Regions from separate parts of the Mus musculus genome. Here all the other regions are linked to region 2. The links are chromatin loops, found by intact Hi-C in ENCODE. Cell type or tissue: heart. All regions are shown on one strand.

Evidence for each region. Hi-C counts contacts between places; a loop is a spot of excess contacts. Peaks named below come from ENCODE experiments on the same cell type or tissue, not always from the same donor. Only the 100,000 strongest peaks of a DNase experiment are listed, where the experiment ranks them.
Region 1: it touches region 2 in a loop (5-fold over the local background); 3 of 42 quality-filtered maps call a loop at or near these places.
Region 3: a loop joins it to region 2, with 4 times the contacts of the local background. A loop is called at or near these places in 7 of 42 quality-filtered maps.
Region 4: it touches region 2 in a loop (3-fold over the local background); 12 of 42 quality-filtered maps call a loop at or near these places.

What each region holds. Positions count from the first base shown.
Region 1 is chr3:9,074,941-9,079,940 of GRCm38, forward strand. No RefSeq gene overlaps it. Among named protein-coding and RNA genes, the nearest start is that of 4930539M17Rik, 15 kb to the left of the region's middle. In heart, a CTCF peak has its summit at 1,948 (motif pointing right); a DNase peak (open chromatin) is centred at 1,961.
Region 2 is chr3:9,607,191-9,612,190 of GRCm38, forward strand. It overlaps Zfp704 (zinc finger protein 704), which reads right to left and starts at 2,895. Exons shown (of 9, transcript NM_133218.2): 1 at 2,080-2,895. The coding sequence starts at 2,529. In heart, a CTCF peak has its summit at 3,091 (motif pointing left); DNase peaks (open chromatin) are centred at 1,381, 1,941, 2,281 and 2,921; H3K4me3 peaks cover 2,723 bases; H3K27ac peaks cover 2,187 bases.
Region 3 is chr3:9,498,624-9,503,623 of GRCm38, forward strand. The region is part of intron 2 of Zfp704 (zinc finger protein 704); the gene reads right to left. Among named protein-coding and RNA genes, the nearest start is that of C030034L19Rik, 98 kb to the left of the region's middle. In heart, no CTCF peak of the experiment used is centred here; DNase peaks (open chromatin) are centred at 1,658 and 2,288; H3K27ac peaks cover 1,860 bases.
Region 4 is chr3:9,707,152-9,712,151 of GRCm38, forward strand. All of the region lies in intron 3 of Pag1 (phosphoprotein associated with glycosphingolipid microdomains 1), which reads right to left. Among named protein-coding and RNA genes, the nearest start is that of Gm33169, 47 kb to the left of the region's middle. In heart, CTCF peaks have their summits at 1,950 (motif pointing right) and 3,955 (motif pointing right); no DNase peak of the experiment used is centred here.

The DNA of each region.
Region 1 (5,000 bases), 530 kb before region 2:
GTGACCCATCCAATAGCTGACTGTGAGCATCCACTTCTGTGTTTGCTAGGCCCTGGCATAGTCTCACAAGAGACAGCTATATCAGTGTCCTGTCAGCAAAATCTTGCTAGTGTATGCAATGGTGTCAGTGTTTAGAGGTTGATTATGGGATGGATCCCTGGATATGACAGTCTCTAGATGGTCCATCCTTTTGTCTCAGCTCCAAACTTTGTCTCTGTAACTCCTTCCATGGGTGTTTTGTTCCCAATTCTAAGAAGGGGCAAAGTGTCCACACGTTGGTCTTCGTTCTTGAGTTTCATGTGTTTCATAAATTGTATCTTATATCTTGGGTATTCTAAGTTTCTGGGCTAATATCCACTTATCAGTGAGTACATATTATTTGAGTTCTTTTGTGATTGGGTTACCTCACTCAGGATGATGCCCTCCAGGTCCATCCATTTGCCTAGGAATTTCATAAATTCATTCTTTTTAATAGCTGAGTAGTACTCCATTGTGTAGATGTACCACATTTTCTGTATCCATTCCACTGTTGAGGGGCATCTGGGTTCTTTCCAGCTTCTGGCTATTATAAATAAGGCTGCTATGAACATAGTGGAGCATGTGTCTTTCTTACCAGTTGGAGAAAACAACTCTTAAAACATAAGAGGTTTTCCTTCTATAATGATTTCAAAATATTTAATTTTTAAAAATTAATCAGAATTATAATACTTATGCTATGGTATACTAATGGTAGTCTCCTTAAGTTAGAGTTACTTACTGTAATCAGTGTCTCCTTTCCCTTCCTCCCCTCAACCCCACAGGTCGGTGTCTTTCAAATGCATCCCTGTTTTTATTTTTCATATGTGTGTGTGTGTGTGTGTGTGTGTGTGTGTGTATGTAGAGATACTTACATGCTCGAGTGTGTCATTAATGTATCTATCGGTGGTGGGGACCAAGCTCCACAATTACGCATTTTTCAGTACTAGCCTTTGTCTGTTGAGGATTTGTTTTATTATTTTTAGTTATGTGTGTATATGTTTGTGTCTGTGTGAGCACTGCCCCTCTGGCCTCCTGGGCAGCGTCAGGTAGCGGCAAGAGATAGGCTTCGGATCAGAAAGGAAGAAAACCAAATCCTTACTAGTGGCTTCGGAATGCAGCTCGGTAGAAGAACACTTGCTTTGTGTGCGTGAAGCCCTGGGTTTCATAGTCAGGACCCACTCATTCACCCAGTTCCATCCCATCCGTAGCTGACTGGCCGGGCAGTGGTGGCGCACGCCTTTAATCCCAGCACTTGGGAGGCAGAGACAGGTGGATTTCTGAGTTCGAGGCCAGCCTGGTCTACAGAGTGAGTTCCAGGACAGCCAGGGCTACAGAGAAATTCTGTCTTGAAAAACCAAAACAAAAAAGAAAAACAAACCAGCTGACTGACCACTCACAGCTGCAGTTGACATCAACCGACTCCAGGCCCGACTCTTCTTGGAGTCTGCAGAGGGGAAGTGGACTCTCTTCCCAGGTCGTTGATAGCTTCAAATGATGTCCCGTTTCCCCCTGGGCTTTCTTCCTAGCATTTATCACTGTCTGAAATCCTTCAAATACTTGTTTACTTTCTGTAAGTGTTCCTCCTTCTCCTCCTCCTAGGAGCAGGAGCCTGGATGACTGCCTTTGGTCGGGTCATTTCTTCCATTGTCCAGGGGCACGCCTGCATGGAGAAATGGGTCAGTAAAGTCTTACCGGATGAATAAAGATGAAATGGATGCCTATGTGAGGCATGTGACATAGGCTCAGCAACAGAGGGTTTTATGGAAGTAAGTTGGACCAGGCTGTGCCATTCACCTGGGTCCTGTTGTAGCTAAGATCTTTCCTAGATTCTTCACTACTCTCCAAGAAGGCATCCTGAGGGACTACCACCAGAGGGTATGGATGAGAACTTAGCTTTGGGTCCAAGGCCCAGTTCTGGAGCAGTTCTGACAGTTGCTCAGTAGGGGGCACTCTCTGCCAGAACACCATCCGTATTCCAGGTAAGTCACTGGAGGCAGTGTGACCACGCTGGCTGCCTGACAGCCTGCCTTCCCCTTTCCATGCACAGCATCCATTTCTTACCTCTGTTAGCACTTTAACCAATGCTCTACTCCATTGAATTTGTGGAAGATGTCTTGACGCTTCTCCTAAAATAATCAGGTGAGGGAAGGAATGCTAGTTTATGTATTTTGAAGTCTAACTTTGATTGTCATTTGAAACTCCATTCACGCAATACTTCTCCAAGCTTTGACCATGGGTCACCATATTTCTTAGCAAAGGGAAGAAGATGGGTTGGGCACAGGGTGGGAGCCATGTTCTGAAACGTGGGTTCATTGGCAGAGCTTCTTCACATCTCAGCATCCTAAGTCGTCTTCTGTAAAATGGGGAGGCAAGAAAGCAACCCACACGTGCTTCAAGGACTAGATACATTCTAGCTTCTAGACTATGGCAACAGAGTTTATTAAATAAATACACACTATCTAATACATTGCTAGGTCCTGCTTGACTCTGTAAGAGACATGTTAGAATCTTTTTTTTAAAACTGTGTCAAAAAAAACCTTGTCTTTTTTAATTTTATTTTTAGATTTTACTTTATGTGTATGTGTGACTGTATACAACGGGTGTGTGGGTGCCAGAGGATGGAATCCCTGGAAGTAGAATTACAGGCTGCTGTCAGCATCCAGTGTGGATGCTGGGAACCAATTTCAGGTCTCCTGGAAGAATAGCAGTAAGCACCCTTACAGAGGGCTGTCTCGTGTGTGTGTGTGTGTGTGTGTGTGTGTGTGTGTGTGTAGACAGTGTCTCACTATGTAGTCCCTTGGTGGCCTAAAACATGCTAACCTCAGACTTGTGGTGATCATCCTGCCTCAGCTGCCTAGGTGCCTGTTATCATTATGCCCTCAAAATTCTTTTAATATAGCCAGCTGTGGTGGACCACACCTATTTCAGCAATGAAGAGGAAGAGGCTGGGAGGATTTCAAATGTCAGCTCACAAGAGACTAACTCAGAAAACAGAACAAATCTTTGATTAAAAAATTACAGTAAGGACAAAGGAGTGTAGTTCAGTGGTCAAATACCTGGGTTCCTTTCCTTTGCTTATCTGTCCATTTAACAAGGGAGTTGTTTGCTGGTCCAGCCCCTTGAGTTGGGCAGTGCTGTTCTCCACATTGTAAGTGAAGCAATCACAGGAGTATGTGTGCGTGTGTGCGTGTGTGTGCGCGCGCGCGCGCGCACACACACACACACACATACACAGGGGTGGGGGTGGGGAGAGAGAGAGAGAGAGAACACCAAAAGATCTGCTTGTATTTTTAGAAGAGTGGTATTAGCTGTATTTGTTTTTCTATTTTTAATTGTTATATTTTTATGATTGGGATTCAGCCCAAGCCAAAGGTGTGCATGGAAAGCCCGTGGGTGTTAGGGACTTGTGTAACCTCCAATAAACACCTAGCCGCACTGTGGTACTGCTCCTGGCCCCCAGGGGTCTGTTGAGTCCCATCCAGCCTGCCTTCCCTCAGGGGGATGAAGGAGGCTGCTCCTTTACAAACCATGCTCTGTATTGGTAAAAAACAAAAAACCAAAACCAAACCAACCAAACAAACAAAACCAAGAGACCCCAACAACTGCCCATTCTAGAGGTTCCTGGGCAGGTTTGGCTCTTCCTGGCCTGGTACTTGGCAGAATAAGAAGGGTCCTAAGGTACAAACTATATTACTTTCCTCAGCCATCTGACTTCTTGAAGAAGGGAGCTATGGCTTAGGCTCCGTGTGGACAGCTATGCCACCTGGACGGAGGATGACATGGGGACCGTTTACCTTGCCGGCCCACATGCCTGGGAGTGTGCAAGTTTAAAGGTGCTGCTTTATGGAACACTGTATGGAGCACAAGTCAAAGCCTCTGGGGTCTAACCGTCCAGGCTGTCTGAGCAGGGCAGGGTAATAAGTGAAGACGGAGATGCCTGGTGGGACAGTGTTAAGCACACACCTTTATGAAACTGGCTTTTTGTTATCACCCCCATGGAGCAGCACCTGGCTCTTGGAGGAAAGAGACCATCTTTGTTGAGGACATGTTCCTGGCAGATGCCCCCTCTGCCCTAGCCCCCACCCCACACTGTCCCCTCATTCTCGGCCTTCTTTCCTCCCTCCCCACCCTCCCCTGACTCCCTGCTCTCTGATCGAAAACCTTCAAGATAACATACCACAGACCCACAGAGATGAAAAGGAGTGATAGGGCTGAGCCATAAACCTGATGCATCAGGTTGACCCCTGAGCGGAATCTCTGGAGTGTCATTGAGTGGAGGACCAGAGGGGGTCATGCATGGCCTTTATCAGGGCGTGGCATATAACAGATAACTAAGAATCACATAGGGACAAAATGAGTTGAGGTCTTTTGTTAGGAGGGTGGGGTGGGGTGACGTCCTTCCTACTCCCTACCTGCCTCCACCCCAGCTGAGATCTTATCAGGGGAGGGGGTACAGAGACGCCATAGAAATGGAATTTTCCAGAGAGTCTTTCCATTCCTTTACGAAGCAGACCAAGTTGCTTTTTAGTTTACATAATACAGATAATCCCATCAGAAGAAATTCTGCCCCCCAGCTGTCCCCCAGAGGAGAAACAGAGCAGAACCTACTGAAATGTCTAGGTCTTGGTTCAAGTGTGATGAGTCTGCTTTGGAGACCTCTCTGCCCGTGGGGTCACAGTGGCAGGCTGACAGGGTCATGGCTTTTCTACAAGCTTCGGCAGTTCCCTGCCCGTCTGCCCCTCTATACTGCAGCTGTGGTTTCTCAGCACGGCAGCAGGTGGGCTATGCTGGGCATGCTCCTGTGCTGGGGCTGCGGGGGCTGAGGCAGGAGGATCACTGAGAGTTTAAGGCTAACCTAAGCTAAGTATCTCTATCCTGTGTCAGATTTCCCTCTCCCCCTCTTCCCTCCTCCCTCTCCATTTATCCACCCCCCCCCCCCCCATACACATAACACAAATCGGAGGCTATGTATTTCCATTCTG
Region 2 (5,000 bases):
GCTTTAAACAACTCTGGTGTGGTCACTGGCTCCACTCAGGAAGGCCGGTGAGAGATGCACAAATCATGGCCCCTGTGTCATGCTTATTTTATCCATTTGTCAGCTGCTGTGACGCAGTGAATTATGTGTAAGAATTCCAAAGTCATGCCCTACTGTGTTCTAGATTAGCACCTGGCACAAAGTAGGTGCTCAATAAGTATCTGTCGAACACATGACATATAGAAATGTAAATTTATTTGTTATGTTCCATTAAAAAAAATCTCTTGGGATACAGTGTCAGGATATCTCTAAGGTGATGAAAAAAAAGAAGATAAATTATACCACAGTATATTCAGCATGTAACTTCTAAGAAGTTGTATGCAATGTACTATAAAATTTGTGAGCAAAGCAATGTGTTAGAAATTTGAAAAAATTTGAATTTATTTGGAGATGTGAAAAATCTCTGCTAATGCTAACAATCACACCCTAGATATTCCTAGTTTAAAGAACAGATTTCTTTCCTACACTGGGCCTACTTGGATTACAGAGCATAACATATTAATCTTTCTGTCTCAACTTGTATAATCACCCCAGACACATTTTGAGTGTGTATGAACAACACTGCTCAGGGGGCACTCTGTCTTATTCAGTGTCACTGATGCTATGGAACTTAATTCAAATCCCGCTATATCCTGTTGCCACACAAAGCGGGCTTTTCAGCAGGCAGCAGTAATGAGTGTGGGCACAGTCCAGATTCCAACAAGCAGCTGTCAAAAACAATCACCTAAATGACCATTTGCTCAAGTCTCACACCGAGAGAGAGCCAGTCATACTTCAGGGTGGTCTAGGAAAGAAACATTCCCACATCTACTGCGGGGCAACGCTAACTGCTGTTTAACTTTTCTTGGTAAATATAATTACAAGCTTCCAGACACTTGAGAGCGGGCACGGAGATATTAAACAAAAACAACAACATCAACCACCTCTATCAAGTTCACTTGTTTACATATATTTTCTTCTGAACACTCCAAGAATTTCTGGTTATCCTGCTATCTTAAGAAACACTGCGCCTTTAATCCCAGCACTCAGGAGGCAGAGGCAGGCGGATTGCTGAGTTCGAGGCCAGCCTGGGCTACAAAGTGAGTTCCAGGACAGCCAGGGCTACACAGAGAAACCCTGTCTCGAAAAAACAGAAAACAGAAAAAAAAAAAAAAAAAAAAAACACTGGCGAAAAAGCAAACACTCTCCATTGCTTGCCACTCGCTGCCCTCAAAACTTCTTAGCAACATACACGGTGCATGAACCTCAACGCAGTTTGTTTTGTCCAATAGCGTGCTTAGAAGCTCAGCCAGACAGTTGTGTAATAATAAACCCTTTATCTTCTGAAGATACAAAAAAACGGAAAGATCGCTCGTTGCGGTAGCGCGGATGAGGACCTGGTGAAATTTTTCAGCTGAAAGTCACATTCATTTTAAATGCTACCCCTCTCTCTCCCCACAACACAAACACCTTCCCCGCCTTCCTCTTTTGTAATCTTAAGGGGGCGGAGGGTAAGTGCTTAGGATGTCCAGTTTAAGGAGGGCGAGGAGAAACACGGGGATGGGGGAGGGGCAAAAAGCTCGCGGAAACCAAGGTCTAGGTTGTTGCTGCACAGGCTCCCAACTCCTTCACAAGTGCCTGTGATGGAACCGACCAACAACTGTTCTCAGGTGAAAGGAGGTGTTGCAGGTTGCTGGCTAGTTTCCAGAAGCTTGAACAAGAGAAGGAAGACTCCTGCCTCCCCAGAGCAGAATAAAATATCAATGCCAGGCCGATCGGGGCTCCGACCTCGTCCAGCTCCCAAGTTCCCCACCCTGCCCAGAGAAGCGCTCCTTCCTTGCCTACCGGCACGCGGGACCACGCATCCGCCCGGCCTCTGAGCACCGACAGGCCGCCGGGCGCCGCTGAGCCGCTGAGCCGCTGAGCCGCAGTTCCGCGCGCTGCCCACCGCCGCCTGACACACCCCTCCCGGCCCGCGCCGCTGCGCTCGGCCTCCCCGGCGCCCCGGCGCCCCGCCGAGCCCGCTGCGCCCCCCACCGATCCCCGGCACCTCGCACGCACCTTCACCGCGCCTCGGGCGGGGCCCTTGGGAAGCGCACGGCCGGGTCCGAGGGGCACGAAGCGCTCCTCAGCGTCCTCGTCGTCCTCGTCGCCGTCCACCACCTCGACAACCACCTCTTCGTCCTCTTCCTCGTCGTCGTCCTCCTCCTCCGCGACCCCTCGGGGCTTCTCCGTTACCCGCCCGCGCGTCCTGCGCCTTCGGCCCGCGCCCTCCTCGTCCTCGTCCTCCTCGCCCAGCAGCAGCAGGACCGGCGACGAGGCGGCGGCAGCGCGCGAGGGGCCGGTCCCGCGCGGCGGCGGCAGCGGCGGCCTCCAGCTTCCCGGTGCGGCGGCCGGGCTGGGGCCGGGGGGCGGGAGCCCCAGAGCGGCGGCCTCGGGGGCGGGAGCGGGCGCAGCGCCCCCGCGGCGGCTGCCCAGGCTGGGGCGCTTGGCCAGGCGCCTGGCCTGCATGCCTGCGCCGGGCTTGCGGGCCGGAGCGCCGGGCTCCTCGCGGGCTGCGGCTGGGCCCGGAGACGCGCGGCTGCGGGGCTTGCGGGGCCGCCTCCCGGGCTGGCCGCCGCTGCTGGCTGGCAGACGCGCGGACGCCGCCTTCGCTGGCCGGGCCCGCGGGGACGCCGGCGGCTACGGCGGGGCGGCGCGCCGGCCGCGGGCGGGGGTGGGTGTGAGCGAGCGCGCTGCTCCCGCTGCCGCTACCTCCGCCTGCGCCTCCCGGGAGCCGCGGGCTGCGCTGCGCTCCATGCGGCCGGCGGCCGGGCCGGCGCGCGCCTCTCCGGGCCCTGCGCCCGCGCGCTCAGGGCCTACCGCGGTGTCCTGGGCGCGAGCTGTTTGTGTCGTGTCTTCACCGCCTCCCCCTCTTCCCCAGTCCTCGCTGCCTTCCTGGTCTCCGTTCAGACAAAACCCGGACTGGATTTTTTTCCCCAGACCCGCGCTCTCTGAAAATCTGCCGGCTTCCCAGCAGTTGGCTGGGACACTGAGGCCACCCTTGCCCCTGGGCCCATGTCTCCCTCTGGTGGGAAAAGCGTAGGTTTAGACGGCAGGAAGGTGTTTGCTTAAGAGATTTGCTCAAGAGTGGTTCTCAGATGGCGACCACTGGTGCTCAAGTGGAGTTCGACCAGGTGTGCCAACCCCAGGTTTGGGGTCAGTTCCCAGCCTGAGTCCTCAGTCATGGAGATTCCTGCAACATTTCCCTGGCCCTCTCTACCAGGTTCCTTTGAGCACCAGGTTGTAGGCCTTGCCTCATGTTCTCAGCTCTGTGCAGGTTTGGCCCTCCTATGTGTTTCTTCCAGTTTCCACCTGAGGTCCTTACCTGGTGATATGATATGGGCCGAATTCCAAAAGTGTTCTTTCTGCTCTTGGTTTGGTCTACTGGCACTGTCCCAGTCTAGAGAAAGCAACACACCAAGTGGTCAAGATTGTTATTTCAGCTTTTTATATATGTAAGCTAGCAGAAGGCCAGTTTGCCATGTTATGAATGACTGCTGCTTTCGGAGGGAGTAAACCAGACATTCTGCATCCAGATCATGCCCCTAAATTCTATAGGTTTTGGCTAGGGCTAGGAGGGCCTTATTCATCAACAATTGAGTAAAAGGGTGTCCACATGGCCCATTGTTCTTGGAGATTGAACATCACGTGGCTTGCTAGACATGTGATGGGGCTCATTAAATGTTTATTTGGGGTACCTTCCAACCGCTAAAGAGGGATGAGGACAAGGATTCTAAAATGAACTTTGTCCTCCCAGAAACTGATCACCCGTCCAGAAAATGCCTGTTTTAAGTAATCACATCCAAAAATAGTGGTGTGTTTTAAAGCCACCTTGTTCTCACTTCCTGTGAGGCACTGGCCCACAGGTCCTGTCCGTCCTTTCTGAAATGCCTTTCCGTCAGCCCTTCCTTTCGAGTCCCAAAGCTCTGCTAACACCTCCCCACAGTGAAATTGGAAGTGCGTACAGTCTGAAGAGGAGGTGTGCACACATGCAGGTGTGCACACATGCACTCCCTGCCCCACTTCAGATACCACCCCAGAATTTATCTCCCTCAAAGTGCATTCAAAACACACCGTTTCTAGTGAACTTTTCATCTGTAAATATCCTGTTCAGGAAATTAGAATGAGCAAACCTTGTTAACTGGAGCATTGTAATTTATGGGTGTGTCTTGGATGTAGCTAGACCCTCCCAGAAGCAAGTGAATTGTTTCCGTGAGCCTAGAAAGAGTAGCCCCAGGCAAGGAGCGAAGCTGCTCTCCTCCAGATTGAAGATAGTGGCTTGGTTGATCTCATGAGATGATTTGGAGAGAGGCAGCTAAGTATATGGGTCTCTGGCAGAGGTGGGCAGGTGGCTCAAGGACCTGTACGAGGGGTGCAGAAGAGATCTTATCGACTGTTTCAACTAACAGCACAGCTGTCATGGTCATCAGAACAGCTGTGATCCTTGCATGCCATCGGGCTGATTGGCTGTCCTTAGGAGGAGTGGGCACAAAGCCTCTCCATGAGACTCAGCCTGTCCCCCAGCCACTTGTATGGAATTTTGCCCGAGTGGCACTTGTCTCTGTCCCAGCAGAGATGCTGGATTACAGAGTGTGGAAGGTTAACTGAAGGGGAGACACCCCCCCCCCCAATCTCTGCAGCTGTGGGTAAATCATTCATGCTGGGTAAGACTTTCTGGTGGCACAACTGCTTTGGGCTCACCCATGTTCTTGTAAGTCCTCCTTCATGTTTCGAAGTAAGCCCAATAAAGTCACTGCTCCCTAAGGGGTTTAGTGGGACTGTGTTCATCATCTATGTCATGACAAAACTTCTCCTGGGGAGAGAAAACACACCTATCAACTTACCCCAGATAGGGAAGCCATGACACACTAAAGTTTGGATGCCATCAAAGTCCATCTTGGTGAACTTGGTGAATGAGTGTTACTGGATCACTTACAGGA
Region 3 (5,000 bases), 110 kb before region 2:
AAATTAAATTAAGTGTTTACACTTAAACAAAGATAACTCTTGGCAATGACATAGTAATCATTTTTTCTAGAAAAAGTTCCAAAATTGTGATTTTTCAATCTGTAAGTGTAAGATAAAAATAAGTTAACAAATATACCAAGAAACAAGTCAATGAATTATCATCTTGTTTATATAAAATCTGTTGATTTAAATAAGATTTTAAACTTATGTTCGTACAAAAAGAACATTAAATACCAGCCGTCTAAAGTATAGATATAAAACTACTGGTTAAAAATGAACATCATTATTGCTTATTCAAGCTTTTTGCTTTAAAACAATCATTCAAATAAGCAATGACAAAAGCAAATTAGCAATTTTATATAAATAAAAGCATATTTTAATCAGTTTGACAATCAGCTCTGAAAAAAACAAAAATTCAAATGATAAAAGTTTAAGCACCGAGGAATATTTTCTGTGATTATTTTGAAAAAAGTCATTAAAAGACAGTTCGAGCAACTGGAAATGTTTGAAGATGGAAGAAAACAGTAGATAATAATTTGACCCCATTTTAGTATCTGTGGAGTTATTGGATGATAGTAGGAACCCATTTCAATGGCTTATCATAAAAGGTGACAGTGTAGATTCATTTCGGTGCTAGAGAATCATCAGAACAGAAAATACTGAGCAGGCAATGGTAGTCCACACCTTCAATCTCGGCACTCGGGGGTGCGGAGGGCAGAGGGCAGAGGCAAAGACAGGAGGATTTCTGTAAGTTTGAGGCCAGCCTGGTATACAAGGGAGCTCTGGGACAGCCAGGGCTAAACAGAGAAACCCTGTCTTGGAAAAGTACAGAAATAAAAATGAAAGCAAAACAAAACAAAAAAACCAAAAACTAGGCACCTATTCCAGTGCAGGGGGGATCATCACAGCCGTGGCTAAGCCTGCTTTTCCTTTGGTAGAACACACTCAAGTATTATGAGAACAATGATATAATGTCTGGAATCTGCTCTTAAAATACTGCACTTAAAAAAGGGAAGCAGATGAAAATCTGCCAGAAGCTGCTGCTGCTGCTGCAGAGGGACGGTAGGTGTGGGAGTTCCCTCTGCGGCTACTCAACATTTCCACGAAATCTAAAACAAAACAGACTTTTTTATGGGGAGGGGGAACTGTTGTTACAGGAGACACTGTCAGGAGAGGAACCAGAAAGCTCTATCAGAAAGGCTGGCTTCTGAATGACCCTGTGTGCCACAGAATGATATGACGCCATCCTAAACATTCAACATTATGTGTAAATAATTTTCTCAGAAATATACAATATGACAGCTTTACACACTCCTTTTAATGCCCTCCCCCACCCGCCCCCAGCAGTTGAGAATATGGGTATTGGATTAATGAGCACTGGTTGCTTCAGGACAGGGTGTGGGCCGGGCACCATGCTCAGTGACAGCCACCCAGTCTTCACTTCCTGCTCAGTCACCTCCAGATCTAGGCTTGGCTGCATTACCCTACTTTATAGATAGAGAAACTAAGGTCTGCAGAGGTGACAGTTTCCATGGTCACATAGAGTACCTGCTCCCATGGTGACCTACACTGCTGACATGTAGGACGACTGGCGCATAAATCAAGGTCACCGCAGTGTACAATGGGAAAAGTGTAGGAAGCTGCTTGGCTGTCACTGCCACAGCCATGGGGCTCAGGGTCAGGTCTGTGCGGGCTCAGTTCCAGCACTGAACTCGGTCACAGATTCAGCCATTATTTAAGTAGAAGAGGGACAGACTGCTCCTAGAGCAAGCAGAGGCAGAGAGAACCAACACCATTGTCCTCTCACTGACGACAGTTCTACAAACTGCTTAGTTCTTTCCTTTATAAGACCATCAATGAGAGGAGTGAGTGGCCCTTTGTCCTGCGAAGGCTCTATACCCCAATATAGGGGAATGCCAGGACCAGGAACCGAGTGGGTGGGTTGGGGAGAAGGGGGAGGGGGGAACGGGATTTTCAGAGGGGAAACTAGGAAAGGGGATAACATTTGAAATGTAAATAAAGAAAATATCTAATTAAAAAAAAAAGCCCATGCAGTTCTATTTTCCTTTTTGAGTGCTTTCTGAAGCCTGGTTATCTTTGGCAGGAGTTCACCTTGGGTCTTAAATAATTCATCCTTCAGTGTCTCTTTGGCACAGCAGGCAGGGGTGGTGTAGGGGAGGGTAGGGGAGGGAGGGTGAGCAAGCCTGTAAGAGGAGCATCACAAGTCAGGAGCTGGCACAGCTGCAGCCCCGAGAGGCCCCGCCTGGATGAGCTCATCCCTTGGCGGCACAGATTAGGATGACATCATGTTTCTGGAGGGCTCTCTAGCCTACTGCAGCTGCGCACAGCGTGCTTGCTTTTCCTGAGCACAGGAAAAATTAGCACCAGTATTTCTAGCTGTTCCTAAGGAAATGGCATTTTATTTCAGTGTGCTGTGGGATGCATAATACATCGCCTGCCTTACTATCAGCTCCCAGCCTATCAGTAAGCAACTCACAAATGCTGTACTTACAGGCTAAAAAGTCCAAGTACAGTGTTCTTCAAAGACTTTTATGCCAAGAGTATAAAACATTACCACACCATAGTATCAAGAACCAGTACTGATCATTATTTACGTACATCTCCTCTGTGTGGGGACAGGGGTCTCTGTGAACCCAATGCCGGCTTCAAACTTTCTATGTGGCAGCAGATGACCTTGAAATCCTCCTGCCTCCACCTCTTTAGTGTTCCCAGTTTCTAGTGTTCTGGGGACGGAAGTCGTCCATGGCGCTCATGTAGCATTTGCTTTAAGCTGGGAGCTGTGCGAAATGCTAAACATCTATTATCTAACTTAATCCTTTGCTTAGGCAAAGAAGGAGAACGGGCCTTTCCATACCTGTCCATACCTTACAGACGGGACACTGTAGCACGGGCCTTTCCATAACTGCCCATACCTTACAGACGGGACACTGTAGCACGGGCCTTTCCATAACTGCCCATACCTTACAGACGGGACACTGTAGCACGGGCCTTTCCATACCTGCCCATACCTTACAGATGGGACACTGTAGCACGGGCCTTTCCATACCTGCCCATACCTTACAGACGGGACACTGTAGCACGGGCCTTTCCATACCTGCCCATACCTTACAGACGGGACACTGTAGCACGGGCCTTTCCATACCTGCCCATACCTTACAGACAGGACACTGTAGCACGGGTCTTTCCATACCTGCCCATACCTTACAGACGGGACACTGTAGCACGGGTCTTTCCATAACTGCCCATACCTTACAGACGGGACACTGTAGCACGGGTCTTTCCATACCTGCCCATACCTTACAGACGGGACACTGTAGCACGGGCCTTTCCATACCTGCCCATACCTTACAGACGGGACACTGTAGCACGGGCCTTTCCATAACTGCCCATACCTTACAGACAGGACACTGTAGCACGGGTCTTTCCATACCTGCCCATACCTTACAGACGGGACACTGTAGCACGGGTCTTTCCATAACTGCCCATACCTTACAGACGGGACACTGTAGCACGGGTCTTTCCATACCTGCCCATACCTTACAGACGGGACACTGTAGCACGGGCCTTTCCATACCTGCCCATACCTTACAGACGGGACACTGTAGCACGGGCCTTTCCATAACTGCCCATACCTTACAGACAGGACACTGTAGCACGGGTCTTTCCATACCTGCCCATACCTTACAGACGGGACACTGTAGCACGGGCCTTTCCATACCTGCCCATACCTTACAGACGGGACACTGTAGCACGGGCCTTTCCATAACTGCCCATACCTTACAGACAGGACACTGTAGCACGGGTCTTTCCATACCTGCCCATACCTTACAGACGGGACACTGTAGCACGGGCCTTTCCATACCTGCCCATACCTTACAGACGGGACACTGTAGCACGGGTCTTTCCATACCTGCCCATATCTTACAGACGGGACACTGTAGCGCGGGCCTTTCCATACCTGCCCATACCTTACAGACGGGACACTAGCACAAAGCCAGTCTCCCTTGCTGACAGCTCACAGCTGTGGACCAGTATATCACAGTCTTCTGTGGGCCACATGGCTCTGTTTATTGACAACCCAAATAACAGGAATGAAGCTAGATATAGTGGCATTTGTCAGTTATTCCAACATTGGAGGAGCTTGAGGCAGGAGCATTGCTTCAAATTGGAGGCCATCTTGGCTATAGAGTAAGAAGATCCTGTCTCACAAATAAAATACAAAAAAGAGCCATCTGATCATGAAAGTGAGAACACTTTGCGCCTGGTGTGTCTCCCCGTGCCAGGGAGAATGGGTGCGTAAGGGTGAGAGCACAGTTCCTAAGGCTGACTATGAGCCAGGGATGCTGTACGCTGCAACCATTTGACAGGATAAATGTAGTTACCAATTACCCTAGCTTACAGACAGAATCAACCAAGCTGAGCATGGTGGTATACAGTTTTAACTCCACTATTGGGAGTCAGAGGCAGGTGGATCTCTTTGAGTTCCATATCAGAACAGAATACATAGTGGGACCTTGTCTTAAAACAAAACAAAAATCAAAGAAGTAACTGCCTAAAAGGCCCAGGCTGCCTGGGGAGTCCGGTCTGCCCCCAAGGCAGCTTATCTCTGAAGCAGCTTGCTGTGGTAAAGTATGCAGAGCTTTGGGAAACAACAGGTCTGGAGTTGTCATGTTTCTAAGTTTAGGGTATTTTTTTTCTTTTGATACTGGGCAATGAACTGAGGGTTCTACAAATACCAGACAAATGTTATGTTAGTGACCTATATCCTCAGCCCTGGTTTTTTGAAACAGCATCTCACTATTTAGCTGAACTTTGCCTCCAGATCCACCCCATGGCTGATACAGGCATGTGCCACTATACCTGCTTAGCCCTATGACTACTTTATAATGTTGGAGATGGTATTAATCATCTGGAATCTCAGCGTTCTCATCAAAGAAGTAGAAATAACAAAGGGATACAGACATTAGTCAATGAGAGCA
Region 4 (5,000 bases), 100 kb after region 2:
TGTCTGTCTACACGCCCACAGACTGCTGCCCACTTAGAGTGTGGCTTCACTTTCAAGGAGGAGCTTTCACTGAGCTGATATTGGGTACCCAGCAAATTCACCTTCAGAGGAAAGGCTTGTGCTGAGGACACGACCTTAGCAGAGGGCAAGACCAATGTGTAAGGAACCACAGAGCAGGCATAAGACCCGCACTTAGTTCCCAGCCGCCACTGACTGCTCTCGCAGTTACTGCTCCCCGCTCCAGGGGAAGCACTGACCACCTCCACTTGGACCCGGTCTCCACGCAGCCATGTTCTCCTCCACGTGGACCATCCCTCTGTTCCCGCCATCATGCTGCTGACAGTGCTCAGGCTAGTGCTCCTTATTTGTTATTTTGTAATTTGTAAACACTGTCAAATATTTCCATATTAGAGACATACGGAGAATAGAGGAGCATACCAGGCTAACATTAGCTGTGGTAAGAGAGGCCTTATTTAAACTACACCCATTTGGTTAGCTCCAGAACATTCTAATTAAGAGGAACAGCCTGAAGTTTATGCTCAAGCAAGCAGAAAAGGAAGAAAACATGACTTCTGTGTTAGGCTAATGAATCATAACTAAATTTTTCTTGCAGAAAGACCACGAATTTTTACATTTTCACTTGGTTCAGTGATATTACTGTAGTAACGTGGCCGTCTGAGAGTGCGCACGTGCTGGCACCTGTAGGGCATCTCAGCGACAAACCAGATGTAACCAAAGAGGGTAAGTCGAAGCCACTGCAACAGAGGCAGAATGCTCTATTAAACATCTACCTGCAAATTCAAGGAAGCCCATAGCCGAGGTAGAGTACAGCCGAGGAGACCCGACCGCCCTGTCTGCCAGTGCGCATGGATACCCCTCTAACGCTATAATGCTTTGGGGTTTCTTGGGTAATATGGAACTTCCCCTGGTTATATATTATGTCTGCAAACACAACAGGGTCAGTGTGACACACAGACAAATTGCTTCTGCATGGGTAAGTAACCACCACATTTCAGGAGACAAAGAACAATTCACTTTAAACCGTGCCCGCAGTGACAGGTTTCTAAAATACACATGGGAGAGCATTTAAGTCACAGTGACCTCTGATATAATTTTGTGTAGCTGCAAATCATGAAACACTTTCAGAAACACAGACAAAGGATCCATCTCTTGTACACACACAGTTTTGTTTCTTCATCCACACCCTGATTAATCAATGTGATTTATAAAGAGCAAACTTTGTAGATGATAGCTGCTGTGGAATTGCTCGGGGCAGAGCAGCGGGTGCACCAGGAGCCTGCACGCAGGGCTCTCCAGGGCTCCCTCCACTTCTGAACGCGTCTCATCTTTCCTCTTTCTTGTTCTCTTAACAGGAGGCGGCTGCTGGAATAGGTGAAGTGTGGGGGGTACCAGCCTAGCATGACAGTCCAGGGAGGGAGGATGAAAGGGGGACACTCAGAGCTACTGAATAAAAGATGGAACTTACAGCTTACCCCCTTCAATTAGAACTTCATGAAAAGCCACTGAAAGAAATCCTCCCCAGCTCTTGCCCTGTACAAAAATCTCATAATGAGAAGAGTAATTGTCTGGTTCACTTCGGGGAGCCAGGGTAAAACCTCAGGCTCAGCCACAGACGGCTTCCACCCCAGTGCCCCACTGCTACTTGACTGGAGGACTGAGGCTACAGCAGGGGCGGAGGAGAGACAGGAGACAAAACGGTCTCCAGAGGAGCGTGGCATCAGGGTATGTGTACAGTCACACCTCTCACCTCCAGAGTGGACTATTCCTGTTCTAGAGATCTTACACTCTTTTTTCTCCACCTCTTTCTGGATCTGCCTCCATAATTCTGCCACCAACACCTCACGTGGATACTGCCTTGAATTTTCCCAGGCTCCTTTACAACCCAGCTTCTTTACAACTTCCTGCCCACTTGTGTAGATACACTGCTTGCCCAGTAGGTGGCGATGCAATGTACCCTCCCTGTGTGAACGCACTCCCATTCATGTGTATGGTGTGACTTTTGTGCTCTTCGCCTTCTTGGCAGGGATGGGAGTGTGGTCCTTACGTAGGGTGCATGTTACATTTCTGGAAAAGACTCGTCGTGAATAACTGATTTTGTAGGTCAGTCATGGTGGCACATGCCTTTAGTCTCAGCACTTGGGAGGCATAGGTAATCTATGGCATAGGTAATCTATGGATCTCTGTGAGTTTGAGGCCAGCCTGGTCTACAGAGTGAGTCCCATGACAGCTAGGACTACAAAGATAGATCCTGTCACAAACAAACAAACAAACAAACAAACAAACAACCTTACTAAAAACAAAGAGCAGCCGATTTTGGGACTGCATATATAAATATTTTTTTAATAAAAAATCTTTAAAAATTTATTCCTCTCTCCACCTTGACCACTTTCCTCTCCTTCCTGTCCTCCTAGCTCTTCTCCCTTCCCTTCCCCCTCCCCATCCACTCCTCCTTTTCCCTTCAGACAAGGTCAGGCCTGCAATCTGGTATGAACTAAACATCCATATGAAAGTCGCAGTCATACTATGATAAACCCTCCTATCAAGGCTGGATGAGTTGACCCAGCAGGAGGAAAGGGCCCCACAAGGAGGTAAAAGATCAGAGGCAGCCCCTGCCCCCACTGCAAGGAGTCCCACAAGAACATCAAGCTACACAACCATAACATAAATGCAGAGGGCCTAGGTCAGACCCATGCAGGCTTTCTGATTGTCAGTTCATGCTCTGTGAGCCCTGATGAGTCCAGGTTAATCAATTCTGTGGATTTTCTTATGATGCCCATGACTCCTCTGGCTCCCACAATCCTTCCGTACCCCCTTCCACAGGATTTCTAGAGCCCCACCTAGTGTTTGACTGTGGGTCTCTGCATGCTTCCACCAGCTGCTGCCGAAGCCTTTCTGATGGCGATTATGCCGGGCTCCTGTCTATGAGATTCAGGAATCATTTCACTGACTTGATTTTTGTGAGGGGACCTGTAATGTTTGGTTCTATCCTAAGTCTCTGGCTATCTAGCTTCTGGTTCCTGGCCCTCTGGGCAGTGCCAGGGTTAGGCTTCCTGTCATTGCATGGATCTCAGGCTGGACCAGTCACAGGTTGGACACTTCCACAATTTCTCTGTGCCACTCCAGCGCATCTTGTAGGCAGGACAAATTGTAAGTCGAAGGCTTTGTGGCTGGGTTATGTCTCAATCCCTCCACTTGTCTTGTCTGGTTATAGGAGACTATTGTTCCAGGCCATCTCTCCCACTACTAGGAGTCTTTACTAGGGTTGTTCTTGTAGATTCCTGGGCGCTTCCATTGTCCTGGGTTTCTAGCTCACCCCTGAGATGATCTGACTCAGGGCAAAGGAGTCCCGCTGACCGTTACTGACCTCAAGTGACACTATGACACCTGTGGATCACACCAAGCTGAGCTCCAGAAGGTGGTAGTGTTAACACAGCTAGAGAGCAGTGAACAGTTGTGCACAAGGTCTTTTTGCTTTATAGTGTGCTTCATTATTGGATACACTGGCTGATTCCAATCAAGTTGCAGACAGTCATGAATAAAAATACATTGCAGTCCTGAAAAGGGGCAGTGGAGTTTCCCGCCCCTCTTAAGCATGGCAATTCTGATGACTCGGGCACACAACTCCTTGACTCAGGTGGGTACTTCAGGTTATAAACTTGTGCTGAAATTCATTCTGCTACTTACTTTTTTTATGTACCATGTGCTGGTCTTGAATTGGCTAAATAGCCAAGGAGGGCCTTGAACTCCTGTTTCTACCACCCCTGCCTGCAGAGTGTTGGGATTAGCAAGATAGATAGATATTTTGTGCTGAAAACTCCACAATCTATTATCATCCTGTCAAATATACAGATTTGATGATTTCACTGATCAGTAAATGATTTCAATCATTAGTAAAAACTATTGGCCTTTTATCTTTAAAGCAGGTATTTTAAGCCACAAGGTGGCAGCCTAACCCTAGTTTCAGTCCCAGTGAACAGGCCTGAGCAGCATGGAGAGGTCCTGAATAATTGTGGTTGGTCATGTTTGGTGTTTAATTCTTCATTAGCTTGGACTATCAGCCACCCAAATCAATTCCAAGAGGACGGAAAGCAAATACCAGCAAGAAGAACAAAAGGGGCAGAGCAGGGCAGCTGTTCACTTTTCTAGCAGACGCTCTAAGCAGGTAGGTGCTCAGATCACAGCCTGCCCTATAATAACACTTCACAGGGCTGGGGTGGCCCGCAGATTAGATTATCTAGGGAGGCGAACACTTGCAGCCCCTTTGAAGCAGGTTCAGGTCAGTAATGATAGTTATTATGGCTTCACAGCTGTCCTGTGGACCTGTAATTAAGGATGACAGAAACCATCTTGGTTTATGACCCCTCTCCTAAGGGACCAGGGAGGGCAGAGTTGCCAGCCCCATGGGAATGGCTCCTGCTGTCAGTACCAGGTATGCAAACTGTGTATGGGTTACAAATGAACCAACCAGACAAGTTAACAGTCAGGAGGAGCAAAATTCTCTGGTAAATCCCTGCCCTATGTAAAATGATGGATGTGTGGGCCAGGGGATGAACCCCAGGACAGCCCTTTCATGCCCTCTGTCCTAACTTCACTTCTGTCACTGTGGTAAGATATCACGATGATGATGACGATGACTATGACCACCAGCACCTGCACCCGCACCCGCACTGGCACCGGCACCTGCACTGGCACCCACACCCGCACCGGCACCGGCACCGGCACTAGCACCAGCACCAGCACCAGCTAGTGCTAGGCAGGGAGGGGAACGTCTTCTTTAAGTGCTTTTCCTCATTTTGATTTAGTGTGGATTTGGGGGTGGCGGGGGGGGGGGTGAGGAGAAGAGGAGGACAAGAGAAGAGAGAAGGTTTGTTATTTCTAGCAGCCTGTGCTGCACATACTCCAGACAGAGCTGGGATTCACTGAGCATCTGGGTCAAGGTGACGTAGCCTGTGATCAGAGGGTGGCAGAGGAAGAGGCTT